Linked DNA regions of Mus musculus: all the other regions are linked to region 6. Evidence: chromatin loops called from intact Hi-C (ENCODE). Cell type or tissue: left cerebral cortex. All regions are shown on one strand. Region 1 overlaps Gcc2 (GRIP and coiled-coil domain containing 2). Region 2 overlaps Ranbp2 (RAN binding protein 2). Region 3 overlaps Ranbp2 (RAN binding protein 2). Region 4 overlaps Ranbp2 (RAN binding protein 2). Region 5 overlaps Gcc2 (GRIP and coiled-coil domain containing 2). Region 6 overlaps Serinc1 (serine incorporator 1).

Region 1 (5,000 bases), 750 kb before region 6:
ACATGCTTCACTACGTTCATAGTAGCCTTGTTTATAATAGCCAGAAGCTGGAAAGAACCCAGATGTCCCTCAACAGAAGAATGGATACAGAAAATGTGGTACATTTACACAATGGAGTACTACTCAGCTATTAAAAACAATGAATTTATGAAATTCTTAGGCAAATGGATGGATCTGGAGGATATCATCCTGAGTGAGGTAACCCATTCACAAAAGAACACACATGATATGCAGTCACTGATAAGTGGATATTAGCCCAGAAACAGTATACCCAAGATACAATTTGCAAAACACATGAAACTCAAGAAGAAGGAAAACCAAAGTGTGGATACTTTGCTCCTTCTTAGAATGGGGAACAAAATAACCATGGAAGCAGTTACAGAGACAAAGTTTGGAGCTGAGACGGAAGGAAAGACCATCCAGAGACTGCCCCACCCAGGGATCCATCCCATATACAATCACCAAACCCAGACACTATTGCACATGCCAGAAAGATTTTTCTGACGGAACCCTGACATAGCTCTCTCTTGTGAGTCTATGTCAATGCCTGGCAAATACCGAAGTGGATGCTCACAGTCATCTATTGGATCGAACACAGGGCCCCTAATGAAGGAGCTAGAGAAAGTACCCAAGGAGCTAAAGGGCTCTGCAACCCTATAGGAGAAACAGCGATATGAACTAACCAGTACCCCCCAGAGCTGTGTCTCTAGTTGCATATGTAGCAGAGGATGGCCTAGTCGGCCATCAATGGGAGGAGAGGCCCTTGGTCTTGTGAAGATCATATGCCCCAGTACAGGGGAATGCCAGGGCCAGGAAGCAGGAGTGGGTGGGTTGGGGAGCAGGGGGTGGTGGTGGAGGGCATAGGGGGCTTTGGGGATAGCATTTGAAATGTAAATGAAGAAAATATCTAATAAAAAAAGGAAAAAAAAAGATTCTCCAACGTAAAGTTGACATATACTAAGGAATTAATCAGACTATACTCATAAATGCACTCAGTAAGACTGTTCATCCGAGCAATATGTGACTAAAATCCCACTGTATGTAAGGAAACTGGTCTCTGGGTTGTTCTTACCTTAATTTTCTGCTCTTTCTGAAGTTTTTCAGCGTCCAGTTCTTTTTCTACTACTCCTTTGGCTTTCTGGACTTCTAAGATCTGTGCTTCTAACAACTTGGCATTAGCCTGCAGGGTCTCAATTCGAGCCAGGAGATCCTCGTTGTCTGAAGTTAGTCTTTCATACTGGAATACAAATGACTCATTACTGTGAACACACAGTAAACATATACAGAAGGTGAAATGTGTAATGAGAACATCAGTGCAGAATGAAAGTGATTTGACCATTAACCACACAGATTACTGTTAAGTCAAGAATACGTTTAAAGAAACAATCACTGCTGATATTCACCTGGCTAAAACCTTCCATAGAACAAAAAGCAACTTTGGGAGGTAAGAGTGGGAGAATCTCCTAGAAAGTACCAGACACTTGGTAGGTGAGAGACTCTTAGGACTCAAAGGGAGGGACCTTAGATGAAATACCCTACAATGCGGAGAGGGAACTTGTAGAGACCACCTCCAGTAGAAAGACAGGGCATCAGGTGGAAGGATGGGGTTGCCAAAAACTCTGATCTAGGATTGTTCCTGTTTGAAAGAACTTCAGGGACAAAAATGGAGAAGAGACTAAGGGAAAGGAGGTTCAGTGACAGGCCCAAATTGAGATCCAGCTCAGAGGGAGATTCCAAGGCCTGACACTATATATTTTTTAAAGATATATTTAATTATTATATGTAATTACACTGTAGCTGTCTTCAGACACTCCAGAAGAGGGCGTCAGATCTCATTACAGATGGTTGTAAGCCACCATGTGGTTGGTGGGATTTGAACTCAGGACCTTTGGAAGAACAGTCAGTGCTCTTAACCACTGAGCCAGCATCTCTCTAGCCCAAGACACTATTACTGATGCTATGGCATGCTCACAAAAAGGGGCCCATCATGACTGCCCTTTGAAAGACCCAACAAGCAGCTGAATGAGTCAGATGCAGATACTTACACCCAACCAATGGACAGAAGCTGGTGACCACTGTGGTTGAATTAGGGAAAAGCTGGAAGAAACTGAGGAGGAGGGCAACCCTATAGGAAGACCAGCAGTCTCAACTAACCTGGACCCCCAGGATCTCTCAGACACTGAGCCACCAACCAGACAGCATACACCAGCTCCCAACACATATACAGCAGAAGACTGACGGGTCTAGATTCAGTCAGAGAAGATGCACCGAATTCTCGAGAGACTTGGGGCCTCAGGGAGTGGGAGGTCTTGTGGGGTGGGGGTGTAGACATCCTCTTGGAGATGGGGATGGGGGCTTGGAGGGAGGGGGAGGATGTGTGGGATGTGGAACAGTTGGAAGGTGGACAAGAGGAGGATAAAGTCTGTACTGTGAAAAGTGATTAAATAATAATAAATAATAATAGTAATGATAATAACAAATAATTCCTGTTGGACTGAGGTTAGTTGATGTCTTCAAGCTCATGCACAGTAATGGTGTGCTCTTAAAATGAACAATAACAACCCTCACAACTCAACAGTAAGAAAAGCTTAATTAAAACAGGATACTGTGGGGGCTGGAGAGATGGTTCAGTGGTTAAGAGCACTGACTGCTCTTCCAGAGGTTCTGGGTTCAATTCCCAGAAAAGACATGGTGTCTCACAACCATCTGTAATGGAGATCTGATGCCCTCTTGTGGTGTGTCTGAAGACAGTGACAGTCTTCATACTCACATACACAAAATAAATAAATAAATCTTAAAAAAAAAACCAACAACAAAAAACCCCCAACCTTCCCTCCCCCAGGATACTGTTAGCTATTGTGATGGTTTGTATATGCTTGGCCCAGGAAGTGGCACTATTTGGAGGTGTGGCCTTGTTAGACTACGTGTATAACTGTGGGCATGGGCTTTCAAACCCTCCTCTTAGCTGCTTGGAAGCTGGTTTTCTCCTAGAAGCCTACAAATGAAGATGTAGAACTCTCAGCTCCTCCTGTACCATGCCTGCCTGGACACTGTCATGCTCCTACCTTATTGATAGTGGACTGAACCTCTGAACCTGTAAGCCAGCCCCAATTACATGTTGTCCTTATAAGAGTTGTCTTGGTGTCTATTGACAGCAGTAAAACCCTAACTAAGACAAGCTATTTAGTCAAATTCTTTTCCTAATCCAAAAAAATGAAAAAAATTTTTTTCTTCTGATTACAGTTTAACTTCTTGTGTAAGAAAAAAATGAGATTAAAACGATTTACTATAATTTGCTTGTCTAAGTGTATCCAAGTTGAAATTACCTGGCAAGTCGAATTTCTTAATTGTTTGGTAAGGTCTTCTATATGACGTTCAAAATTATGAGCACGTTCTTTTTCCACATCCAGCTGTTCTGACTGCTTATCATATTCTAACAGAAGACTCTTCAATAAAAGACAAGATTCAGCTCTAAGTGATGAAGCCTTTACTAGGTCAGAACATAGAATCAAGCCATCGTGACACCTTAAGAACACATTTGAAATTCTTAAAATACTTAATATGAAAATGTAAAAGTGAAATTGGCATTTGGCAATATGACAAAAGAGTAGTACTCTTAATATACATGATCTTATAAATCCATTAAAGACATACTTTACAATTTAAATATGAGCTTATTTCTTTTTCATTGGTCAGTTACATTAGGATTTTGCTTTTTTTTTTTTTTTACATTTTATAATACCATAATCTAATAATTTTCTCCACAATTAAACCATGTATAAGTTTAATCTTTCAATATCTACTTTGTAAATTCAAAAATTGCTTTGAAGTTTATAAAAAATATTTAGTATCAGAAGTCAGCAAAGGGTTGAGAATTTTACTTTAGATATTAAAAAATATTTCATAATACAGAATTTATTTTGTTGTGTATAGTTTCAACTACCTTTCTAATTCTTTGCTCCCTAATTTTTGCTTTAAATTTGTGTGGTATATTATAACTTAATTGGCATGAACCAAATGGGAACAACTGGTAAGACTCCAGCTCTGCAATGTTCCTAGTTTCTTACAATTTTTAAAGCAGTGGCCTTGGGTCTCTGTGCTTCAGAGACTCACCTGTAAACAGGCGATGATGATAAGATACTTCTATTTCTTCTGAAAATACACATATAAGACAGGTGAAGTGTTTGAACGATGGCCTGTCATGTTTGTTGGAGTCTCTATGTCTTTTTGTTAAGCTGAGTCTGATGAGAATTCTAACTGTTCATCCTTTGCTCCCCAGTCACCTTTCTTGTACAGCACCTACCTTGTCCTTTTGCCTACCCGTTCCTGTTACTAGAATTTAAGAGTAAGGGAATTTAGGAAAGTCTGCTGTTGATCATCATTTGTCCAGAACCAGGAATCTACATAAATATTGTTGAGTGAATAAATATGTGAAGAAATGTAGCATTTGTTTTGCATTTAGTGATTCTGTTAGATTTGAAAAAAAATGTAAGAGTCTCATGTTATGAAAATAAATAAGCATATCCCCTCAGGTAGCTGAGTTCTACTTTTCTAGCCCTGTCTGGTATTGTCACTTCACTGTGAACACACTAGATCGAAGCAGCTGTCCTTTCTTTACGTTTTATTATGAGGAAATCCCCCAATGGATTTTAATTTTAAGAAATAATAATTTAAAAGCACTATTTAAAGGCTAACTTTTCTAGGTGTGGTGTCAAATGCCTTTCATTCCAGTAGTTGGAAGCCAGGATTTTTGTTTCCAGGCTAGCCAGGACTACACAGTGAAACCCCATTTAAAATCAAAACAGACAAAAATCCCCAGATGCAACCAAAGACTAACCTTTTATGTACACTAAACAAAAAACAAAACCAGGGAAATTTAAATTTCAATAGCCAAAACAACGGATTTTATGTACCAGTTTTAAAATTCTAGTATACCTGTTAGTTACGAATAAAGTCTGTTATTAAAGTCTGTAATAAAGTCTGTTGTACCTTATAGCTCT
Region 2 (5,000 bases), 960 kb before region 6:
TCCCTCCCCGGCCCCCCCCCCTCCAGACAGGATTTCTCTGTGTGCCGCTGTAATAACTTTTTTTCTTTCTTTCCTTCTTCTTCTTCCTTTTTTTTTTTTTTTTTTTTTTTTTTGAGACAAGCTCTCACTGTATAGCCCTAGCCATCCTGGAACTTATTCTGTAGACCAGGCTAGCCTTGAACTCACAGAGAGCTCTGCCTGCCTTTGCTTCAAGAGTGCAGGGACTCAAGGTGTGTACCACCACTGTCTAGCCCTATCAATCATTTCTAAAAGTTTAATGTGTTTCTGTAAGTAGCATGAACCTAAAAATGTATAAAGATCTAAGTAGGACTTAAAGGACTAAAATTTTAAATTGGATTATTTCATCATTCTAAAATGTCTCCAAATATCTTAAAGAATAATTTACATTGTGCTATATTATGAGTAAAGACAGTGAACAAATAGCACCTGCATGGCTCATAACCATCTGTAACTCCAGTTCCAGAGGATGTGCTCACTAAGGGCACTGCATACATGTGGTAGAAATAAACATATGCGACAGAAACACACTCACAAATAAATGACTCTTAAAAATATACACACCACTGATAAATGAGAAGAGACACTAGTTTGTAAATTTCTACAGCCGTAATGCAGAAATCCAATTTGTCTTAAAACCAAGTCAGGGTTATCCCAAAACTGAAAAACATACATGTATATGAGGAAAGGAAGTACTATCAGTACTAAACTAAAATTAAGAGAAAATTCTTAGAGCTGTTATCATCAATGCCAGACTGTGTAATCCTAGTTACTAATAAGCAAACCAAGGACAGGGCCATCCTACTTAAGTCACAACATGGAAAGGACTGCTTTTTTCAATTACACTTGGCTGAAATCAATAGTCATCTTTTTCCTCTTCATCTTACCTTTAGAGCCAAAAGCAAAATCTCCAGAATTACTTGAAGCCAAGTCTGCAAATGACAGGCCTGTACCACTTCCAAATCCAAACAAAACAGGCTTGTTTTCCCCTGACAACAAACAAACAAGCAGACAAACAAAAAACAACTTTCAGTTTGAGATAAGATTATATATCAAAACCTTACCCAGTACTCCAGGTGAGGCAAGGTATAAAATACACTTTTTAAATCTAGTATTTACTCTTCTAAAATGCCTTCAAGTTCACTAAGTTTTTTGAGTTGTTTTTTTTTACAGACTATGTGTTTGTACATATGTATATATTTCCTTTTTAAAGAAAAGGATTTATTTTAATTATTTGAGTACACTGTTTCTCTCTTCAGATACACCAGAAGAGGGCATTGGATCCCATTACAGATGGTTGTGAACCACCATGCTGGGAATTGAAATCAGGACCTCTGGAAGAACAATTACTGCTCTTAACCACTGAGCCATCTCTCTAGCCCCTACAAACTATATTTTAAATTACAAAATACATTCAATTTCAAGCTTGCTCAGTAATATTAAGTTTACAGGTGCTATGCCCAATGAACACCAACCCAAAACCTAAACCAATTCTCCTTTCAAATCCACTGAGCTACACACTAAGCTACATTATGAGACTACATATCAAGGTTCTTACACACCCAATCAAGCAGTCAAAGGGTAGAGCTTAGAAAAACTCTGTACTAAACATTTTTTAAAAGACTTGGTTCCCCCCACCCCTGGAGACAGGGTTTCTCTGTGTAGCCCTGGCTGTCCTCCAACTCAGAGATTCAGCTGCCTCTGCCTCCCAAGTGCTGGGATTAAAGGCGTGCTCTAACACCACCTGGCAAGACTTGTTATTTTTAACTGTGTGTTTCTGCATGTCTATGTGTGAGTAAATAAATGCACATGAGTGCAGGCTCCCAGAAAGGAGAAAAAAGGCTGAAGGTGTGGGTTACCTGCCTGCCATGGGTGCTATCAACTGAACTCTGCAAAAGCAGTGGGCACTTAAACTAAATTTTCCTGTGTTCTTTACATTTAGACACCTTGTCTAAATTCTACTAGTTTCATGATCTCTGAGATTTCTTTGGCCTACTTAGTGTTCTCTGAAAACAGAGCTTTTGGTTACAAAGTTAGCTATTTTGTCCAGCATATTAAAGATAAAGTGCCACAAATGTGCTCTTTGTGACCTATGTTGGGGTTACTTCTGGAAAGGAAAAGATGATGATATAGATGTCCATATATAAAGAAACACAATTCACAAAGACACTTCTTCCAACTTAGAACAACTGAGACACATAGTAATTACTGTAAATGACAAGTTAGTTTTGGAGCTTGTACAAATTTTAGTATCATAAAAATGTTAAGTTTCTACAGTAATAATCTTTAACTAAAGCACCGTGAATATGTTTGGGTAATACTAATATATAATTCAACAACAGTTAAGTTAAAGTATTATTTAACACCAAGAAAATTACCATGCAAGCAAATTATTCTATTTTATGCAGACAGGCCAATCATAATGCTCTCTATTCTCTAATAGCTTAAAATCAAAAGATAGGTAGGGTGTTTTAGTGCAGCATAGGCAGCCAGATCCCTGAGTGTGAGGCCAGTCTGATCTACAGAATGAGTTCCAGGACAGCCAAGATTACACAGAGAAACCCTGTGTTTAAAAATTAAAATAAGGGCTGGAGAGATGGCTCAGCAGTTAAGAGCACTGACTGCTCTTCCAAAGGTCCTGAGTTCAAATCCCAGCAACCACATGGTAGCTCACAACCATCCGTAATGAGATCTGACGCCCTCTTCTGGTGTGTCTGAAGGCAGCTACAGTGTACTTACATATAATAAATAAATAAATCTTTAAAAAAAAAATTAAAATAAAAGCCTGGTCTACAAAGTGAGTTCCAGGACAGCCTGGTTACAGAGTTACAGAGAAACCCTGTCTCGAAAAACCAAAAAATATTGGGAACAAAACACCCATGGAAGGAGTTACAGAAACAAAGTATGGAGCTGAGATGAAAGGATGGACCATGTAGAGACTGCCATATCCAGGGATCCACCCCATAATCAGCTTCCAAATGCTGACACCATTGCATACACTAGCAAGATTTTACTGAAAGGACCCAGATGTAGCTGTCTCTTGTGAGACTATGCCGGGGCCTAGCAAACACAGAAGTGGATGCTCACAGTCAGCTAATGGATGGATCACAGGGCTCCCAATGGAGGAGCTAGAGAAAGTACCCAAGGAGCTAAAGGGATCTTCAACCCTATAGGTGGAACAACATTATGAACTAACCAGTACCCCTGAGCTCTTGACTCTAGCTGCATATGTATCAAAAGATGGCCTAGTCGGCCATCACTGGAAAGAGAGGCCCATTGGACACGCAGACTTTGTGTGCCCCGGTACAGGGGAACGCCAGGGCCAAAGGGGGGGAGTGGGTGGGTAGGGGAGTGGGGGTGGGTGGGTAAGGGGGACTTTTGGTATAGCATTGGAAATGTAAATGAGCTAAATACCTAATAAAAAATGGAAAAAAAAAAAAAAAAGAAAAACCAAAAAATAAAAATTAAAATTAAAAAAATATACCAAATGATAAAATGTTACTATTCACTGTTTCATTTTTTGAGAAGGCAATGATTGTTTGATTACTGTGACAAATACATTATGCTCCTATATTCATCTTAAACATTTTCAACTAAGCTCTTAGAATCTACTCTATTTTCTCAAACACATAGGCAGAACCTTATATATTGCATAATATAAACACATGATCAACTTTTACCTTTGCTTGGGAATTCCATGTCAGTTTCTTTTCTAGTGGACAAATCGACAGGTTTGTCCATAGTCCCAGAAACAGGGGATGAGCTACTGTGTTTGGTATCAGAATCAGGTTCTTCAGACTTACAGCCAACAGGGTTTGTTACTTCAGTCTCACCTATATGCTCAATACCAACTCTATCAGTCACTTTCTCATTCTGGGATTTCTGCAAAAAGGAAAGAATAAAACATATCATTAAATCATCCTCTACAGTCACCAAAAGAAATAGAAAAATAGTAGGTAGTTTCTATAAAGTTTGGTATGTGTTCTAAAGATTTATTTATTATTTATTTTATGTGAGTACACTATAGCTATCCTCAGACTCATCAGAAGAAAACATCAGATCCCATTACAGATGGTTGTGAGCCACTATGTGGTTGCTGGGAACTGAACTCAAAAGACCTCTAGAAGAGCAGCCAGTGCTCTTAATCACTGAGCTCTCCCCAGTCCCTGGTGTGTATTTTATGTCTTTATAATAATCACTGAAAAGACAGGAAAATTAACAGAAATAAAAACTACAAAGGGACAGGCAAAATTAAAAATGAACTTAGAACCAACCTACCTCTCTGATTAAATGAATGTCAAATAGTCCACTAGTAAAAGATTATTCAATCAGATTTGTTTGTTTTTACTACAGAAAACACCATGGTTGGAGAGTTATCTTGGTACCCAAGCTTGCACATTTAACTGCAAGACCCTGGGTTTGGTTCCATGGAAAAACACACACAGGACATTAACAGGTTTAGGAGAATGAGAAGTTAGAGGGATGGGGGCATAATGATGAAGACATAGATTATCCCTTAGCAGCCTGTTTATTTTCTAATAGAGACAAAGTAGATCCAGATAGGAGAATAGGGAGAAACAGAGAGGAGTTGAAGGAGGGAAATGAAAATATATTGTGTGAGGAAAGAAAATATATTTTCAATAAAAGAGGAAAAAAACTTACTCATATCAGCTATAATTTAATGGTTAAGAAATTTTAAAGCCGATTTGTTTAGATCGACAAAGAATCCTGCTGGTGTTTCAACGGACATGATATTAAGCCTGTAGTTTAGCCTCAGATTCAATATCCTAATCATTTTGAGAGTTCTCATTCATGAACAGTAACACGGTTCTCTATTTATAATCTAACACATGTGCTTGCTAAGGCCAAATATTACATCTGATAGTAAGATTTTAAAATGTACCAAGAGAACTGAGTGGCAAACAATGGAGACAGTCTAACCTGAGCTTCACAGACTTTTCGAAGCTCTGACTGAAAATCCT
Region 3 (5,000 bases), 950 kb before region 6:
CTAGATCAGGTAAAGGAACAACAGGTTCAAAGTACTGTCCATCTCTCTCTTCTTCTTGAGTAACATCAGACTCCTCATCAGTGCCAACTGAAGCTCCACTCTGGTTCAATTTGGCTGGAGACTTAGATGGACTCAGAGCAGATTTAAAACTGAAGTTAAATCCTGTAGTGGACTCACCAAAGCGGAAGAGGTTTTTCCGCACAGGGCTGCTTGCCAATGGAGAAGCATGAACTGAGCTGCTGCTGACACTGTCATCCAAGGCGTCCTCCCGTAAGTCATAGTTATCCCATTCTAAGGCAGGCCCGGTGTTATCAGGATTTTGCTTGGCTGTGGTGTCTGATGCACTGGGAGCATCTGCACCTGAACTTGCATTCTCTTCATCGGTGACCTTTACTTGATCATTTGTCAAAAAGGTTTTGAAATCTTTCAGGCCGCTCTTCATTTCCTCAGCTCTCTGTATTAATTTAGCAGCCCTGCCAGTATCTACAAGTTTATGGGGTGTCTGAAGTGGAATGTCTAAGAGAAGACGTTGACACTCCTCAAATTTCTGCTTGAATTCTTCAGCTAGCTCTGGCGTTTTAAACTTTGCAGCCAGTTGTTCCAGTTTCGCGTCACCATCGGAGAAATCACTAGCTAGCCACATCCATGCTCTATCTGACCCCGAGAGAGGCTTCAGGTTCATTGTAGTGGTTATCCAATGATTGGCACAAACTTTTAGCACTTGTTCTCTTCGCATCAGCATTCTCAGTTTACCATTGACTTCATTTTTGAGAATTTTTAAATTCCCCAAACCCCTTTCTTTCCACTGACTTATCTCAGCATCAAATCTAAATAATTTCACCCTTTGTGAATACAAAACTTTTTCATCTTCTTCTCCTGTTACTAGTTCCACCTTTTCTGGCATCTGCACTACTGGCTCAAAATGGATGTCATCACTGTCCTCAGTCTTATATGCATCATCATCTTTCTCGAGATCAGAAGACGTATTTGCTTTCTCAGCCACTTTGCCGCTTTGTGACGAGAATAATTTTTCTCCTGCACCTGAAAATCCCTTAAAATTAGGGTCTTTCTTGCCAAATTGAAACCCTTCTCTTGATGTTGACTTTGCAAGATCTGCAAAGGTAAAGGTGCTGCTTGTCTGACCAAAGACCACACCACTACCATTCTTCTGACCACTAGTATCATGAGCTTGGAAACTAGGGTCATTTTCAAGATGTTTTTCACTCTTTTTCTCTTGATTTCCCTTTTCCTGAATGCCAAATTTAAACCCATCAGCAGATACAGGAATGCAAAAACTAAATCCATCCTTGATTGACTTAAATTCTGTATTAGAGCCACCCTGAAAGGCAAAGGAAGGTGTTTTTTCTTGATCCACATGCCCAAATTTAAATTTCTGCTCTGAAATGCCAACTTTAAAATTCTTTTCTGGAAAGTTACTTTTGAATTCTGTTCCCACTTGACTTCCTGCAGATTCATTTGACTGTGACTTTGAGCCCACTGTGAAAGCTGAAGGAGCTTCATGAGGCTTATGAGTTGGCTTGGAGGCTTCACAAGCCACACATTTTAGGGAAGAGCTCTCATTTTGTACAGAACAAACAGCACACTCCCACTCTCCTTCCTTTTTGGGGAATAAGCCTTCAAATCCACTCTTTGGAGACCTGCTTGTCTCTGAAGAGGCAGGAGCTGATACACAAGATGTAGGCTGATTCTGCTTATTTGGATACTGACAAGCAATACAGTGAGTAGCACTGGCTTCATTTCGGACAAAACACAAGCTACAGTCCCACTGTCCTTCTTTCTTGGCGAACATACCCTCAAATCCAATCCTGAAAGGCTTACTCATCTCTGAGGTACCAAACTTAAAAGAGGGAGGTGCAGTAGATAAACTTGGTGTAACAGGATTATTACAAGCAACACATTTTATAGCATGTGCTTCATTTTTCACCGAGCACAAACTACAATGCCATTCTTTGAACTGTTTTCCTGGGTTCTCACAAGCAACACATTTTTTAGCGCTTCTTTCATTTCGGACTAGGCATACACTGCATTCCCACTGACCTTCTTTTTTAGAAAAAACAGATCTGAAATCACTGTCAACAGACTTAGGAAGATCTCCCTGACCAAATTTGAAAGAAGTTTGAACAAACGAAGACGCAGACTTTGTGTTCTGACATGCAATGCACCTAGAGACGGTGGGTTCATTTCTTACTAAACAAACACTGCAGTCCCAATGGCCTTCTTTATTTGCAGTCATTGTTGCAAATCGATCTTGAGCATTTTCCAGGCCAGTTTTAGGAGCAAAGCCATTTTCAACTAATGGAGGACCTAGGAGCTCTTTGTTACTGGTTGGGTTTGTATTCTGGCATGATACACATTTCTTAGCAGTTGCAGCATTCTTAAAGGAGCAGCTGTTACAATTCCAGTAAGGCCCTTCCTTCTTTACAATCTGGAATTCAAAATTCAAGTTTCCACCATCAGCTTTGCAAATATCCTTGTTATCCTGAGTTGCAGACTCCTTTACAATTCTAAGAGTATGATTTGGTGCTGTAGATGTGTTTGTTCCTAAGGCTTTTAAAATGTTCTGGGCCTCTTCAAATTTACACTTAAATAGTGCTGCTTCCTCAGGAGTTTTGAATCTAATTGCAAGCTGTTCTGGTTTTGGCAATTCATCTGCATAATCAAGGGCATGCCATACAAAAGATCTATCTGAGCCAGCATTTGGCGTCAGTTTCATATCTGGGCTTATGTAATGATTTGCACAGATCTTTAATACTTGCTCTCGTCTCATCAGAAGGCGAATTTTACCAGATGTTTTATGCCTTAGTATTTTTACATTGCCTATCCCACGTTCCTTCCATTCTTTGGATTCACCATCAAAACGGAACAACTTTGCACGATTGCAAAAGAATTCTTCTTCATCTTCCTCGCCAGTTTTTACTTCTATCTTGTCAGGAAGAGGTACCACAGGCTCAAAGTGAGGGCCATCATCCTCCTCATCCCCATGAGCACTTCCTCCATCTGTCTCATGACTTTTATTTGCCAGCTCGGAAGCAGCTGTTGTAAATACAGACTTCCCTGGACCGTGAAAAGCAAACATGTCATCACTGCGATGAAAACCAAAATTCTTCTGCTGATTTGGGCCCATGTTTTCTGTAAGTGTATTTTTGCTTCCAAAACTGAATGTATTCCGAGACCCACTAGCTTGGCCAGATATTGGCTTTAGTCCACTATAGCCATCTCCTTGTAAAGGCTTATCTGAAGTCAGAAGACCTAGAAGACTTTCACTATTGCTATAAGCTGTTGAAGGAGGCTGGGCCACTACCTGTGGTGATGAAAATGTGAAGTCGCCATCATTTGATTTGAAATTTGAGTTAAATTTAAAGGGAGTTGGCTGTGTTGTATGTGCTGGTGTTGTCAAGGGTGGCCTTATTACTTCACCCTGCATGGGCTGAACGAAATTGGATTTTCCAAATTCTATAACCTTTGATTCTGCTGACCTTGAAGCGTGAGCTACAAGTGGAGGCTTTGTGAAATACCCTGGTTCTGGCAAAGGTGGATTTGTGCTTGTCTGTTGAACATTGTAATTAAAATAATCATCACCCCTAGGTGATAGAATTCCTGTTGCAGGAGACTCAAAACGCAAGGGAGGACCATACATCTCCTGAGAGAACATACAAGCAGATGAACTTTGCACTGGTGGTGTGTGCATCTGTTGTGAATATGCATAAATATGTTGTTGGGGTGGAAGCCTATTCATGCCATAAACTGGACCCTAAAAGGGAAAAAAAATACTTTCTTGATTATTCATAAAACTATAAAAATCTACAAACAAATCAACTCTCACAAACCTCAAATTAGAGTATCATTCAGCAGAAAACACCAATGTACACAGCACATTAACAGATACCAATGGTGCCACAAAGACACCTGAATATATATTTGATAAGACAGCACCTTAAAAATCTGTACTGACAATGACTAGAAAAAAATAATTCTTCATTCACTAAACAATTACTAAATGATGTTAACAGTGATGATTATTACTAACATTCATTAAGCATTTATTAATGTATCAACTAGGCACAGTTCTAACCATTTTAACTTACTTTAGAAGTTAAAGGTTTTTAGCCTCAAAAACTCTATTAACTATAGTATTATTCTCATTTAAAACCAGGTGGCCTAAGAGGTACACAGGTTAAAAAACATTGCCCAAGTTCACAATAAGCAGAACCGGGATCTAAATGTACCAACGCACCCAGATCTCCATCCTGGAAGTCATAGTTTTTAGTTACTGTCATAATATCCAGTTTGAGTCAAAAGGATGACAATAAATCAGCCTAGCAAAACAAAAATAGCCTTACTCCTATCAAAATAGAATAATAACACAAGGGCCAAAACCATCCAATCCTCCTATTTAAAATATTCCAAATGTTTCGACTTATTGTTAACACACAAAAAAAGATGACTATGAAATGCCTATATCAAAGGTCACATATCTTCCAATACTGAACTACTTGTTTCAATTTCTTTAAAAGAAGCCTAAACATTTAAAACGTAAACAGTTCTAATTGTGTGCTTTTCCTTTGTTACCTTGGTGGGAGTTACATTAGCAGCTGGTCTGAGAAGATACTGGGAGTTATATGCAGGTGACTGACTATAATATACTGATGGGCCAGTAGTTGCAACTAAAGTGAAAGAAACAAAAACAAGAAAACAATGTTAAAAGTCTATTCTATAGTTTAAAATACTACCTAGACAAGAATTATAAATATACAATAAGAATCAAAGGAAGTTTTAATTATTCTGATCTTTACATTTCTACATACTCAAGTATACCATAAAGCAATTAATAAATGAAGAACTAAAAAAAAAAAAACCAGTTAAATGACACAAAGAATAAAAAATAACACTACTATTGTCAACAGGAACAAGTACTTAACAAGCATGCCAGAGTAAGGCATAATGGCACATGCCATTTGATCTCCCACACTCAAAGGGAC
Region 4 (5,000 bases), 930 kb before region 6:
CTCATGGCAGTGGGCCACAGCATCCTTCAATCTTTTATTTGAACGGTAAAGCTCTACTAGTCGGATATTTACATGAATATCATCAGGTCTTGCATAAAGTTCTGACTGAATCAAGTCAAAAAGTTTATTCCATCCATCTTCACCTTTACAATCTAAAAGTTGTTCCTATTTGGGAGAAAAGTCATTAAATGTTGAGTAATCTAAGTTTCCTCTGCTTCCCAAGTACTGGGACTAAAGTCATGCACTACCATGGCAGGCTACAACACATTTCTTTATAATAGGTCTAAGCTTCTGACCTGTAGATAATTATCTAATGAACCAAAGATTTTATTCCAGACAGAGCTTCATTTACACCTTAGCTGCACACACCCTCACCTTACTTCCACTGATTACAATATGATACAATCGACCAACTACACTGTACAATCTATGAAACTGTATAATCACTAAAACATGATTCCAGAAAAATAACTGAGATAGCATTTGTAAAGTTTTATGTTGCCTAGAAAGACAACACTCAGAACTGTTTTAAAGGAATTACTTAAAGAAAGCAGGAGCATGTTCTGTTAAGTTGCTACTGAGAAGTATTTAAGCTTCAAAATACTAAAAATGATCGTATCTTAGTTTTCTCCATAAGTTTCTTGGTTTGAGGCTTTACCTTTAACTTATAAATGGCAGGACTTCCTGGGAAAAGTTTGGCTGCTCTTTCAACCCAGTATTTTGCTCTTCCATCAGTCACATCATTTTTACAAAGCAATTCTGCAATCTTCAACACAAGATCTTTTTGCGTTGGGTTTAATTCCACTGAACGCTGATGTCAGAAAAAATACCGAAAATAGAAAATTTAACTTGTATACATAAAGTCATCAAAAAAGCTGTACACATTATCTATTTTTCAAAGACTTTTACATTTTTAAAAATTATATGTTTTTGCACATGAGCACCCACATGAATGTAGGTACACAAAGAGGACTACAGAGGATGTCAGATCCCCTAAAACTAGAAGTACAGGTAGTTGAGTAGTTCCATATGGGTGCTGGGACCCCACTCAGTACAAGAGTAGAAGCAGTCTTCTGCTGAGCCTCTGAAGATCCTATTCCTAAATGATGTGAGTTTAAAGCTGGGAAAGCACCCATAGGTTTTTTGTGGAGTGGTGTGGTGCCCCCATATGCCACACTTTTCATTTTAGAACTCAGGAGGCAGAGGCAGGAAGATCTGCGAGTTCAAGACCAGCTTGGCCTACATAGCAAATTCTAGTTCAGCCAGCACTATATAAGATGCCCTTGAAAAACAGAGCAAAAACAAATTTTTGCAAAAACAAATCAAATAACTTTTGCATTACTTAGGAAAATTAAAAGAATAAATGAAATCATTATCTCTGACCTTTTTTTGGCCTTTTTATAAGTTACATTTTTATTTATTCTGGATTCCAGGGGTGTATGTACCCTTGTGCCAAGGCAAACCAGTCAAGGTCACAGGACAACTCCCTGCTTTTACCTTGCAGGTTGTAGGAATCAAACTCAAATGGCCAGCCTTAGCAGCAGGTGCCTTTACCAGCTGGGCCATCTCACCAGTATGGACTTAAATTTTGTGTTTTAAATATTCAAAATCTCAAGTATGTTCCGAGCTAAGCCACCTAGTAGTACTGATGTTTGTTTTCACTACGTGGATAAAATGTGTATGATTATTTACTACATACCATGGGTTACTTATTACAACCCCTGCAAGGTTATATTTTTCTTTTAAGCATGTACTGCTTTTTAGCCTGCTTGTAGTATGTCTGCGCACTATGTATGTGTCAGGGAGGCCAGCAAGATGCCAGATGCCTTTGAACTGGAATTACAAAAGGCTGTGAACCATCATGTGGGTGCTGGGAAGGAAACCCAGCTCCTCTGGAAGAGCAGCCTATGCTCTTAATTATTCCAGCCTCACATAACCTGTACTTTAATCATATAATTACCTTATAACATTCTACAGCTTTGTCTATATTTTCTTCGACTTCATAAAGAAGACCCAAAAATCTGTGGGCTTTAGGGTCTCTCTCTTGCACATTAATATACGTAGAAATGTATCTGTTTTAAAATACAAAAATAACAAATTAAACATATACTGTACCTAGTATGTACATTAAAATAATTTAAAATAAAAATACTTGCAACTAGACTGAAATACTGATAGTAGATTACAGCCTAAACCAAGCAACCATCCAATTATTTTATTGTAGCTCAATTACTGGCTACCATTACTTATTTAACATAGAGTTTAAAAATATTCATTTCAAAGTAACTAATAACCATACAGAGCTAATAACATGTTTACACATTTTACTATTTAATTCACGATTTAGACACTTATTTTATGTGTATCTAAGTGCTAGCATAAAAGTATTTGTGCCACAATGGTGCCTGGTGCCCAAGGAGACCAGAAGGTGGCACCAGGTCTCCTGGAGCTCAAGTTACAGGTGTTAGGAAGTCCCCACTTCCTCTGCAAGAGCCTCTGAGCACTCCTAACCACTAAGCCACCTCTCCTGACCCTCATTTTACTACAAAGTGCTATATTCCTCAAATATTTTTCCACCGCTACCTACCAGAAATGAACACATAAAATGCTTTTTCTTCCTGATTACACTTAGTAAAGCATTGAAGAATTTCACATAAGATAATCAAAATGATTATCATCTACAAACAATAAAATTTTAAAGTGAAAATATGTAAAACACTAAAGTTTCCCAAACTAAGAGAATCGTGTCTAAACAAGAAAATTATACATAAATACATTATGTCATACATAAAATTCATCAGAGAGATAAGTAACTAAGTGTGGTATTAAAGAACTATCCTTTTAAAACCAAGGTTACATGCAGCCTTTCTCACTACCAAGTGCCCTCCTCTTCCTATCACTGCTTTCATAATCTGCCTCCAGTGTAACTTCCACCTCTAGGCTACTCTGAGTAAGGAAATGAGACTCAGCAAGTCTCTTGCCTTACTGACAAGACAGCAACTGCTCAACTGTTAGCACTGAGTCTGTGTCTGTTGCTTATCTCCAGCCACCTGAAGCACCAGATAGCTAACCAAGAAGAAATTGACAAACAGGAATGATCTCTTTCATCCTACCCGAGAGCAATTTTAGAAAAAGTGTTTTAAACCAAGTAACTTCTGCACTAGATATAAACAGAAAGCAGTAAGAAATACTTGTTAGAGGCTCAATCTAACTATTGTCTGAGAGCAGTTAATTCCTGATTCCAGAATACACTTGAAAGAAAAAATGTGTTCTTTAGCAGTTTTTCCTATTACAAGGATGAAAAATTAAAACATTTCCAGTTTGGTACTTACTTTTTAGCAAGATCATATTCTTTAGCTTCATAGTACAGCTTTGCAAAATAGAATCCTTTCATTGACTTCTAAAAAAGAGAGTTGAGTGGTTTTACTGTTCACATTTTCAAATATTGCATTTTTTTCAAAGTACCAAAAAAAATACCCTAACAAGTTTAATACTATTTTTTTTATATAAAAGGTAAAAAATGCTGCCTAGTGTTTTAAAAGTTAATGGTCCCAAATATTATAATTTCTATCATAAAAAATAAATTCAAGGATAGTTAAAACAGACATCAGAAGCTACATTTCAAGGCATGTAAAGTAATTCATATCTGTACTCCTAAGCACTCAGGAAATAGAAGCAAAAAGATCATGAGTTCAAAGCCATCCTAAACTCAAAACCAGCCTGAGCTTACAGACAGACAGAGACACAGACACAGTCAGACACACACACAGCTTCACTCATTCTGACTGGCTAGGGATGCTTGGCCATGTATTACCCAGCATGTTTTATGTATTACCCACCAAGTATTACCCAGCATGTTTTATGTATTACCCACCAAGTATTACCCAGCATGTTTTGTACTGACTCACTGGCATCACTCTACAGAGAAGTACACAGAAAACAACTTGTCTGGGGAAAGAGACATATACTAGAAATCACTCTTTTCCTACCATGTGTAAGAAGTCTCCTTGGGAAAGCATTTCAGAACCATTAAGGTACTAGAAATTCCCTGGTCAACGTACTATTTTCTTTACAGACCAGCATTTTACACAAGGCTAAAATAAAATTTGGTATTTTGTTTTGGTTTAGGTTTTTGTTGTTTTTTTATTTGCTTGTTTTTTGTTTTTTGAGACAGGGTTTCTCTGTATAGCCCTGGCTGTCCTGGAACTCACTCTGTAGACCAGGCTGGCCTCGAACTCAGAAATCCACCTGCCTCTGCCTCCCGAGTGCTGGGATTAAAGGCGTGCACCACCACCGCCCAGCTCAAGCAAGACTGATTTCTTAAGCAATGAAATTGGTTTTTTTGCTATTTACTTTAGTGGTAATATGCTAAGAAAAGCTATTCTCACTTGAGATTCGTAAAATTTTCATCCCTATTCTTTCAGTTTCTCTAAAATTATTTTGAAATATAACACCTATTTTTCCAAGTAGTATACACTGGAGCCTTTGTTTCTAAAACCAACCATCAATTTTCAAGCAATACCTACTAGATAACCCACCCATTAAACAAACCAATCCCTTTCTCCATATTTTGGAAAGAACCAAATGTTCACGTGTAACAGAATCTGGTTCTGTTTTGAAGCCATCTTCTAGCTCTAGCACAAACTGACCTGAAATGCCACTACAGCCCAGGCTGCAAATGAACTGGGATTACGGTTATGAGCTACTATGCATTAGTATGTATCTTTTATGTATTGCAGTCTTAATTTATTAATACCTCTTTCTGCTACCCAACTTTACAAATGATTTACAAGATTATATTTGAAAATTGAACATGACATGACAATAGCAAGTTGTATTTACTTTCAATTTTTTTTAACAGTTTGTTTATCCAATTTACTTGTCTGCATGTAGGTTGTGTACACCACATACCTGTGTGATGCTGGAGGAGGTCAGAAATTAGTGTTGTATCCCCTGGAACTCAAATTATGAGCCACCATGTGGGTCCTGAGAACTAAACC
Region 5 (5,000 bases), 740 kb before region 6:
TAAACAGCAATTTGGTTATTTTTATTTTCTATTGCTAGAGTAAGCAATACTCCATTTATTATATATATGGCCCTTATTAAAATAGTGCCAAAGAGCAACATGAATAATCTGACACACCCCAAACACACACATAATAAAGAAATGATGATATGGTCATCACTTCACAACCCAGTTTCTAAGGGAACTTCAGATTTTTAACTAAAACGCAACACCACGCAGTTCATTCTTTTGATCAAGGGCTCTTTAAACAGAAAAGCACTGTCTGTGTCCTGCGGCAGTTCCCATTGGTCCTTCATTAGCTTTGCTCATGACTAGTCACACTTGCCTGAGATACACCACATCACAGTGCTTACTAATTCATTTGCCAGAAATTTGCTGCTTGAGCCTGAATGCTAAAAGCTAAGTTTTGATTTCAGACTATAAAAATGTTAATACATGTATTTTCTATAACCTATGAGCAGAGCTAAGGATTAATTCGAATCAATAAAACTCAAAATAATAGTACCTTTAGCAGTATCAATTCTGCTCTCACATCTTGGAGTTCAGATTCCCTCTGTTTAAGCAGTAGCCTTAGGTTTTCATGTTCTATTACAAGAACCTTTTCATCATGGACTTCATTTCTGCTGTGTAATGTCTGAGATAATTCTTCAACCTGAGTTGAAAGAGTCTGGTTTTCAAGGCTTGCTTTCTCATTAGTATTCTTCATTTCTAAAAGATCAAGTTGGAGGGCCTCTTTTGCTGATGTGACTGCATCTAATTCTTTTCTTAGGAGAATTTTCTCTTGCTCAGAGTCTCTTACTAAAGTCCTTAGTTCTTCACACTGAACTGCACTGTCCTCTTGAAGACACTTAATCTTATTTTCTAATTCTAATACCCTTGCATCATATTCAAAGACTAAGTTATGTTCTTCTTCCTTTACTTTCACTAAAGATTCACCTACAGCTTGTATAAGTTTGACAACATCTTCCTCTTCATTTTCTTCTAAAATGCTTGCCCTCAGTTGCTTAAGATACTCATACAACTGAGTTTTAACAAATGACTTCTGAACTTGCTCATTTTCAAGCAGTTTATTTAAATCGTCTCGCTCCTCAACCATTAACTGGAGTTTCTTTTCGAATTCAGCAACATGTTCTTTATGGGCAAAATCTTGTTGAGCCTGAAGTGCTTCTAAATCCCTGCTCAACTGGGCCTTTTCTGAATGTAGTCTATTGTTTTCCTCATAAAGAGACTTGATTTTAGATGACAGAGCTTCTTGATCTTCCGTCATAGTTTTCATTTGAACCGTAATGCTTTGGTCATTTTGACTCTTTTCTCTTACTAGTTCATCTAGTTTCCCTGTTAATTCACTTACTCTTTGTCTCAGTTCACTGTTGTGCTGGGCAGCTTGCCCTGCTGCTTCCCTGAGTTCTACAGACAGTCTCTGTTCCCTTTCCCATTTCTGATGGAGATCATCCATCTCTTCATGGGAAGTTTTGATTTTACTTATAAAGTCATCTTTTTCTTTAGCAAGAGAACTTATCTTTGCTTCTAATTCTTGTAACATGGTATCTTTTTGACCAAGACTGGCTAAGTACATGCTATTATCTGCCTGAAGGTTCTTTATGGTACTTTCAAGTTCTGGTACTAATTCTTGTTGAGATAATAATTTTTCATTTTCTCCTTGGAGGCGATTCACAGTTTCAAGAAGAGCATCTTTTTCATTAAAAGCACTTCTTAGCTTCTGCTGAAGCTCATGAACATCAGATGCTTGCTGTTGCTTCATTGTTTCAAACTCTTGACTTATTTTTCCAGCAGATTCTCCAAGTTCTGTTTGTAAAATTTCCATCATCTCTCGTAAACTCTCATAGTTTAGAACTACCTCTTGCTTTTCATGTTGTAGATTTTCACACTGTTCCTTAAGACCTTGTATTTCAAACATCAATGCTAACTTTTCTTTTTCTGAACCTGATATAAATGTCTCACTTAGTTCAGAGACTTCTTTCTGATGGTGTTCCTGAAGACGCTGTATTTCTTTGTTATGTTGTTCCACAGCACAGCAAAGTTGCCTATTTAAATCTTCTCGCTCATATTTTAATTTTTCTACTACATAGCCCTGTTCTTCTTTAGCCAGCAACAGTTCATTAATTTTAAACTCTAAGTCTTCTCGTTCATGGAAAAACTCATCCTTTATATGCTGGGCATCCATTTCAAGTTTTAACTTGAGATTATTCATATAAGTTACTTCATCTTTTAAGATACTATGTTGAGATTCCAGTTCTTTTAATGAATCTTCCAATTGTCTGACTTTATCACATACTGTTTGTTCCGCAGAAGGATCTTCCTGTAAGGCCACAGAGCAATTCTGACTCTCCGGGCTTGCATCTGAGGCGACTTCATTTAAGTTTTCCGATTCACATTGGTATTTCTCTGGAATGTTCTCACTTGCCTCACACTGTGTCACTCTGTTCTCTTTTAGTTTATTTATTTCTGCCTCGTGTTCTTTAGCTGATGTTTCTATTTGAGACATCAGCTCAGTAACTTCTTCTTTGTGTGTAGCTCTCAGCTGCAAAATCTCTGCTTGGAAAGTATTAATATCTTTTTGGTAGTGCTGAGCCTTGTCCTCAATGACTTTCTGGAGATGAATAATCTCTTGTTGTTTTTCATCACTGGTAGCTTCTAATTTCTTCTCTAGACATGAAATCTGTTCCTCAAATGCTGCTGTGATGTTTTGAATCTCTTCCTGCAGTTTTCTCACGTTATCTTCAGAGTCACTCTGAGACTTAAGCTGCTCTCTCAGCTCTACTTGCTTATGGACAGCTTCTTCCAGTTCTTTTTGTAAGATGGCCGTTTCTTTGCTGTGCTCTGAGTGCACTGCCATCAGCTCATTTTTACAGCTTTCAATTTCTTTTACGTAGTTTCTATGTGATTGTTCAAACTCTTTGTGTGTCTCTTCCAGTTTAGTTACAGAATCCTATTACAAAAAGAAGCACAAGTAAATCTTTGACGATGAAAGAAATCTCTATCTTTACTAAAGAGTTAACTAGATGATGGGGGATCCCAGAGGTGAACAGAATATACCTAGAGCAATACGATTCTGAAATCTGAAGAATTAAGTAGAACTATTATCATTAATACAAAATCTTTTACTTAAAGTAACTAACAACTTGGAAACCTCTGTATTTAACAATCTTTTTAAAGGTATTAAATTATTTAAGGTAAAAAGCTTCAGTGTATTTCTCCTGAATAGATTAGTAAGAGACATTTTAGAGAAAATACGCTAAAACCTTACAGACAAGAAAGTAATAATGTGATACTAAATGTCTTAAACCTGAACAGAAAAAAGTATCTAGAGTTTTGAAAAACTCAAAATCTTAAAAGATTTTTATTAAAGAATGACATGGCTATAAGAAAGATTAAACTATGCAAGAAATAAAATGTTAGTTTATCTCTGTATAACTGCATGCTTTTAGTACTGTCAGCTGAACAAGTAATTGAAGCCAGGTCCTCTACACACAGGCAAACATTCTACTACTGGGCCATATCCCTATTCCTCTTTTCACTTTTTGACACAAAGTGTTACAAAGCTATTCAAGCTGGCCTTGAACTCATTCTGGATGCTAGACTGGCCCTGAACTTGTGAACCTCATACCTTTAGCATTCTGAGTGGCTGGACTTATGGGTCTGTGCTTCTAGAGCTGACTGTTTTGTTTGTGATAAGACTGGATTAGATAACCTTTAGAAAAATAAATTATTTAGTGTGTGTGTGTGCGCGTATGAGAGAGAGAGAAAGAAAGAGAGAGAGAGGTGTGTGCATGTGCCATGGCACATTGTGGAGGTTATAGACAACTTGTAGGAGTCAGTTATCTCTTTTTACCATGTATATTTTTTGGAGTTTGGAGTTGGAGGCAGGTCACCAAGCTTGGAGGCAAGCACCTCTATCTACTGAGTCATCTTGTTGGCTCCTTTTATTAGAAACAGTAAGTACCTTGTTAAGCATCCCAGGCTGGCCTTGACTTTGACATCTTCCTGCCTGAGCCTCCCAAGTGTTGGCATGTGTATCCATGCTTGGCTAGATTAGATGCTTAAGATTCTATTCAGCTGTAAAATTCATTATTATTTTGTGTAAGTTAACGGATAAAAGAACACTAAATATTGTCTTACCTCAACCTCTTGCTTCATTTTAACATTTTCTTTTTTCAGACATAGACACTGTTGTTCAGTCTCTGCTTTTTCCAGAAGAAGAGCATCCAAGCGTTCAGTTAGTACCTGTTTTGAAATGATGTAATTGTCTTTAGGAGGTTAGAAAAAATGGTGCCAGGGGAAAAGTTCCTAAACAGAATAGCAATGGTTTGTGCTGTAAGATCAAGAATTGACAAATGGGACCTCATAAAATTGCAAAGCTTCTGTAAGGCAAAAGACACTGTCAATAAGACAAAAAGGCCACCAACAGATTGGGAAAGGATTTTTACCAATCCTAAATCTGATAGGGGACTAATATCCAATATATACAAAGAGCTCAAGAAGCTGGACTCCAGAAATTCAAATAACCCCAGGAAAAATGGGGTTCATAGCTAAACAAAGAATTCTCAACTGAGGAATATCGAATGGCTGAGAAACACCTGAAAAAATGTTCAACATCCTTAATCATCAGGGAAATGAAAATCAAAACAACCCTGAGGCCAGGCGGTGGTGGCGCAAGCCTTTAATCCCAGCACTTGGGAGGCAGAGACAGGTGGATTTCTGAGTTCAAGGCCAGCCTGATCTACAAAGTGAGTTCCAGGACAGCCAAGACTATACAGAGAAACCCTGTCTCGAAAAACCAAAAAAAAAAAAAAAAAAAAAAGCCAAAAAAAAAACCCCCAAAAAACCAACCCTGAGATTCCACCTCACACCAGTCAGAATGGCTAAGATCAAAAATTCAGGTGACAGCAGATGCTGGCGAGGATGTGGAGAAAGAGAAATACTCCTCCACTGCTGGTAGGATTGCAAGCTGGTACAACCACTTTGGAAGTCAGTCTGGA
Region 6 (5,000 bases):
AATTATCCCAAGTACATTTTCCATCTGTAATTCTGTTATCAGCAGTGTCTTTTTGTTCCTGGGTAGCTTGCTTGGTCTTTTGTTTTTGCCTTTTTTTTTTTTTCATTATTCCCATGATTCCTTTCTCATTTTGATCTGCTATTTTCTCATTTCATTTCTGAGCTAGTGTCTCAGTCTCTGTCCCTCCTGCCCTTCAGGGGCCCCTCCTCTAGCCCTCTCCTCCCTCCCCACCCATCCCTCCCTCTCTGGCTTTTGTTTCTCTAGCTCAAATGAAGTGCATTGGCAGGATTTGTCCTTTGCATACTGAGTTATCTTTATGTAGATGTTCTATTTTTTAATTTTGTGATCATAGAAATCTTCTGTGTATGTTTGCATAATAGCTATGCCATCAATTTCTGATCCTCAAACATAGTGTACAGCTGCTTTGTGTTCGTCTTAACACTTACATTTGCTATAGAAATTTGTCTAGTACAGTGCTATTTTCCGGGAATATCTGTGGTTCTTTTCCCCAGAGCTGGAATACCCTGGTCTAACTGATGGAGTTCAGTCTAGGTTATGGACAACCCTTGTGAGGATACTTAAATTTTGCCTTCTTGAGATATTCCTTATTAATGCTTGTGCATGTTAAGCTCTCCTGGTCAAAACCCTACTCATAGTTCAGCAAGGAGTTCATTAGAGAAAGTTAGCTAGTTGTTAACTAGTTGTTAACTAGTTGTTGACTTACCCTTAAAAAACAAAACAACAACAAAAAAACCCAACCTTGTTCTAGTGGTAGTTTTATTGCTATTAACAGAAAGCTAGAAAAGGAAAAAATAAGAACACCAATTCACTTCAGGGTTGTGGTGGATCATCCCCCCACCCCCCAGAATTCTATGGCTGTACTCTTTATCTTGGAGGTGGGCCTGGAGGTGAGCTGAGGAGCTGTGCTATTTATGAATCTTCCATTTCTTAGATAAGTCTTGGTTGCCGATGGTTAGTTCCCACGTTTTTAAATAATTTTACTTGATGTAGAGGACAAAGGCTATTTACTATTTTCCTTGTTCCATCTTTGCCTTAGGTTTTTAGAGCATGTAGGTAATGTATGCGAGCCGAACACTTTTAAGCTTTTTGAATTAATGTCACTGTTTATCCCTTCAACAAATAGAATGTGCATTTTATTAGACGATTTTAAACTATGCTGATGTTTAATATTTTTCCCAGATTCCGTGTTTGTGTGGCAGTGCCCCGTGTTTGCTGTGCCGATGCTGCCCCAGTGGGAACAACTCCACTGTGACTAGATTGATCTACGCACTTTTCTTGCTCGTCGGAGTATGTGTAGCTTGTGTAATGTTAATACCAGGAATGGAAGAACAACTGAATAAGGTCAGGCTTTTGTTTTAATGTTGACGAACTAAGATTATAGAATATGCATGAAATGACTTTTGGGGTATTAAAAATAAGGTAATATAAAAGTACAGTAATATGTAATCCCAGTTTTAGTGGATTATAGTCTTATGATGGCGGCACTGAAAATGTTCTTTCGCAGTTAGTTCCCACCAGAACAGATGGTAGATGGCATTACTGAAGATACAACATGCTTCAGTCTCAGGCCATAAAGAAATCAGGCTGGAAGTGGTCTGTATGCTTCCTTCCTGAGACTGGCTCTCATCATATCAGCAGTTGCTATGCAGGCTGTTGGGGAAGAATTGTCATGTGTAGTCTTAATCAGTTGTTGACTCTGCACATAACAGTACCTACTAGCCAGGCAAGATGTATCCAAGTACAGTAGTGACAAGCCTGTCAGAGAGGCCACTCCACTGGAAGGAATTTACATTTGTTATTGTAAACCTTTGACTGTAAGCCTCATCAAAAGCCTGTATAGAGTAGTGGTCCTACTCAGGACGCTACTGCTACTGTTTTACCAAATGAACTACCATCAAATTTCCTCCTAAGTAACTGGTCTTCAGATACACAGCTCAGTGGTATTTAGCCATGGTCAGAGAAGCTTGTGTTTTACAGTGGACTCCAATACCTACAGAGGCTTAGAAACTAGTTAGTGTTGAAAATAACTTGATGCTTAAATGCTCAGCTTTAAATGGGTTATCTATGTCACTGTATTCAAGGCTCAGGGAACACTGTTTATGAAGGGACAGAAAGAATGACAGAGTCAAAGGAAATGAAGAAATGGTGTCAAATCTTGACATAACATTCTACTTGCAAACTCACAGCATCTGTGAGGCACACGTGATTGACCACTAACATCAGTGATGGAGAAGAGAGGCGCTCACAAGGTTCTGCCTCTTAGAATTCACATGCAGTTAGGTAGTTGCTGGATATAACTGCTCCAAAACTGATATCTAAAGTGCAGTATTCTTAGAGTACTGCAGTTAGGCGTGGGAGAAATAGTTTATTCTTATACATATGAACAGTATGTGTAGTTCTAAATAATACTGTCAGTTACCTCACAAAAGTTTCTTCTTGGGGACTGGCGAGGTGACTCAGCGGGTAAGAGCACTGACTGCTCCTTCAAAGGTCCTGAGTTCAAATCCCAGCAACCACATGGTGGCTCATAACCACCCATAATGAGATCTGACACCCTCTTCTGGTGTGTCTGAAGACAGCTACAGTGTACTTATGTATAATAGTAAATAAATCTTTAAAAAAAAAGTTTCTTCTTTGTATTCTGAGTTCAATGTAACTTTCTATCTGTGAGTGTATGTTGGTGGAGATCAAGCCCTGGGCCCCATCCCTGTTGCCTGGCAACAGTAGTATTACTGTGCCTCTCTACCCCAGTTGATTATACCTTTCTGAAGTAGTCCCTGCTGTTTCTCAACATTCCCAATTACAATATGAATAAGCTGTCAGCTCAAGTTAAGTCAATAATGTCCTTATGGTCACAAACAACATTTAAAGGTCTTATATTCAAAATTGGTATAAATAACCTTGACTTTAAAAAGCCATTTTGTTTCCATCTTAGACGTGACTGTTTTATGTAATTCTTTAAGCTTTTGTTAATTTCTTCCCACCTATTTTGCATATATAATTCAGCATACCACAGTAGAATGCAAGTCTTAGGAAATTTAGAATTATGATAACAGTATAAATATGTACAATTTTGTTTTTATGTAACTTAAAATACATACTTAAAGAATAAAAATAAATCGAGCTCAAAGTAATCACCTTAGACTTGACAATTGTTAGTTTATTATTTGCTTGCCTTGAAGTTTTAATGTGTGTGTGTGTCTGTGAAAAGTTCTCACTATGTAGCCCCAGTTGCTCGGATCTATGTGTAGACCAGGTTGACTTTGAAATCGTAGAGCTCTACCTACTTTTACTTCCACAAACGCTAGGATTGAATAAATGCCTGCCTGTCACCCCATTTTACCTGATTAAAATGCTTATACTGAGTGTATATGTTTGTGTGCGTGTGCGTGTGTGTGTGTGTATGTGTGTGTGTGTGTGTATGTATTATGGCCTTTAAAGCATATTACGGTTTACATGGAACTTTTAGTTCATGAAAAGTATTGATCATAAACCCATTTTGTTTTTCTAGATTCCTGGGTTCTGTGAGAATGAGAAAGGTGTTGTTCCCTGTAATATCCTGGTTGGCTACAAAGCTGTGTATCGCCTGTGCTTTGGTTTGGCCATGTTCTATCTTCTCCTCTCTTTACTAATGATCAAGGTAAAAAGCAGCAGTGACCCTAGAGCGGCAGTCCACAATGGGTAAGCTTTGATTATGGGAGAGAACATCTATATCACCTTTTCCTCTCAGGAATGTTGATATTATCTAAAGAAATTTCAGAGCAGATATATCTTTTTCATTAAAAAAAAAAAAAAAAAAGTTTAAAAATAGTTGATTTTACTAGAGAAAGTCTTGTTTTGGATATTAAACACTAGTGGTGGGTTGTTTATTGGTATCACATCTGATTATGTATTTTAATTTCAAAGGAGGCTATATGTGTGATTGAAGGAAGAGTACTGGTGCCCCTTCTTTTAGCTTTTGATGAGCCAGTCCTATTATATAGAACTCTGAGTTCCTAGATCCACAAGGCAGCCATTATTACTGAACAGGCATTGCTTATCTAGATGATTGTTTTCCACAGCCTAGAAAGAAAACAAAATGCTAATTTAATCAGTGTCCTTTAATGTTGAGTAGGTAATCTGTTATTTTATTTGAATGATTTGAATTTTATCTATTTCTTTTTATAAACTAGTTTTTCTAAATATGTTCTATTGTTTATTTGTTGTCATGCTATGCCAAAGATAGAGAGTAAAAATGTAATATTAGGATAATAAAAATTGTTCTATAATAGGTTTTTACCATTTTAGTCATTAGCTGTCTTAAATTACTATTTTGGATATAAGCATTTGTCATAGTTTATTAAAGCTATTCATGAAATGAAATTGTGCTTTATATATAAACATATTATGCAGCTCAGTGCTTTGAAGTGAAGCCAATATTCTTAAATGAATTGGTGGCACGTCTTCATAAGACCGTCTTTACAGTAGCCTACATGATAATTTCTTTTTATGTTTAGTATATACTAAGAACTATTACATAAAGTGTAACTGTTCTTTTAAGTGGTTCCTCAGAGCTCTGCTATTTGAGTTGTTTCTAGGGTTCTTACTACATTTGTTTCTGTCTTAGATTCTGGTTCTTTAAATTTGCTACAGCAGTTGCAATTATCATTGGCGCATTCTTCATCCCAGAAGGCACTTTTACAACTGGTGAGGCGCTTTTAAAAATTCTGTGATCATCTTTTGTTTTGTATAGGAAACCATAGTAACTGCTACCTGGAACTCCTTTTCTTATTTCCTTTTTTACCCCCGTTGCAAAATCAATTTATGTATATAATTTTGTTTTCCGTTTTTGTATTAATATTACTAAGAAAAATAATAAAAACGAAAGCAGTCATCCTTTGCTTAAAATGCACTGTTTTTCCTTTCAGTGTGGTTTTATGTAGGCATGGCGGGCGCCTTTTGTTTCATCCTTATACAACTAGTCTTACTTATTGATTTTG

What was found. Hi-C counts contacts between places; a loop is a spot of excess contacts. Peaks named below come from ENCODE experiments on the same cell type or tissue, not always from the same donor. Only the 100,000 strongest peaks of a DNase experiment are listed, where the experiment ranks them.
Region 1: a loop joins it to region 6, with 4 times the contacts of the local background. A loop is called at or near these places in 6 of 42 quality-filtered maps.
Region 2: a loop joins it to region 6, with 8 times the contacts of the local background. A loop is called at or near these places in 11 of 42 quality-filtered maps.
Region 3: a loop joins it to region 6, with 4 times the contacts of the local background. A loop is called at or near these places in 17 of 42 quality-filtered maps.
Region 4: it touches region 6 in a loop (5-fold over the local background); 8 of 42 quality-filtered maps call a loop at or near these places.
Region 5: it touches region 6 in a loop (3-fold over the local background); 7 of 42 quality-filtered maps call a loop at or near these places.

Annotation. Positions count from the first base shown.
Region 1 is chr10:58,275,024-58,280,023 of GRCm38, reverse strand. It overlaps Gcc2 (GRIP and coiled-coil domain containing 2), which reads right to left. Exons shown (of 23, transcript NM_027375.2): 9 at 4,990-5,000; 10 at 3,327-3,446; 11 at 1,073-1,237. Among named protein-coding and RNA genes, the nearest start is that of Gcc2, 22 kb to the right of the region's middle. In left cerebral cortex, a CTCF peak has its summit at 2,730 (motif pointing left); no DNase peak of the experiment used is centred here.
Region 2 is chr10:58,484,580-58,489,579 of GRCm38, reverse strand. It overlaps Ranbp2 (RAN binding protein 2), which reads right to left. Exons shown (of 29, transcript NM_011240.3): 23 at 4,960-5,000; 24 at 3,699-3,900; 25 at 906-1,007. Among named protein-coding and RNA genes, the nearest start is that of Ccdc138, 11 kb to the left of the region's middle. In left cerebral cortex, a CTCF peak has its summit at 2,750 (motif pointing left); no DNase peak of the experiment used is centred here.
Region 3 is chr10:58,474,929-58,479,928 of GRCm38, reverse strand. Ranbp2 (RAN binding protein 2) reads right to left here. Exons shown (of 29, transcript NM_011240.3): 19 at 4,591-4,685; 20 at 1-3,772. Among named protein-coding and RNA genes, the nearest start is that of Ccdc138, 21 kb to the left of the region's middle. In left cerebral cortex, no CTCF peak of the experiment used is centred here; DNase peaks (open chromatin) are centred at 201, 1,033, 1,588 and 2,683; H3K27ac peaks cover 3,629 bases.
Region 4 is chr10:58,450,384-58,455,383 of GRCm38, reverse strand. It overlaps Ranbp2 (RAN binding protein 2), which reads right to left. Exons shown (of 29, transcript NM_011240.3): 2 at 3,333-3,400; 3 at 1,961-2,072; 4 at 659-811; 5 at 1-165. Among named protein-coding and RNA genes, the nearest start is that of Ranbp2, 6.0 kb to the right of the region's middle. In left cerebral cortex, a CTCF peak has its summit at 2,422 (motif pointing right); no DNase peak of the experiment used is centred here.
Region 5 is chr10:58,267,212-58,272,211 of GRCm38, reverse strand. Gcc2 (GRIP and coiled-coil domain containing 2) reads right to left here. Exons shown (of 23, transcript NM_027375.2): 5 at 4,141-4,245; 6 at 506-2,950. Among named protein-coding and RNA genes, the nearest start is that of Gcc2, 14 kb to the right of the region's middle. In left cerebral cortex, no CTCF peak of the experiment used is centred here; a DNase peak (open chromatin) is centred at 2,533.
Region 6 is chr10:57,524,027-57,529,026 of GRCm38, reverse strand. Serinc1 (serine incorporator 1) reads left to right here. Exons shown (of 9, transcript NM_019760.3): 2 at 1,201-1,362; 3 at 3,533-3,702; 4 at 4,628-4,707; 5 at 4,929-5,000. Among named protein-coding and RNA genes, the nearest start is that of Serinc1, 6.0 kb to the left of the region's middle. In left cerebral cortex, no CTCF peak of the experiment used is centred here; a DNase peak (open chromatin) is centred at 2,352; H3K4me3 peaks cover 80 bases.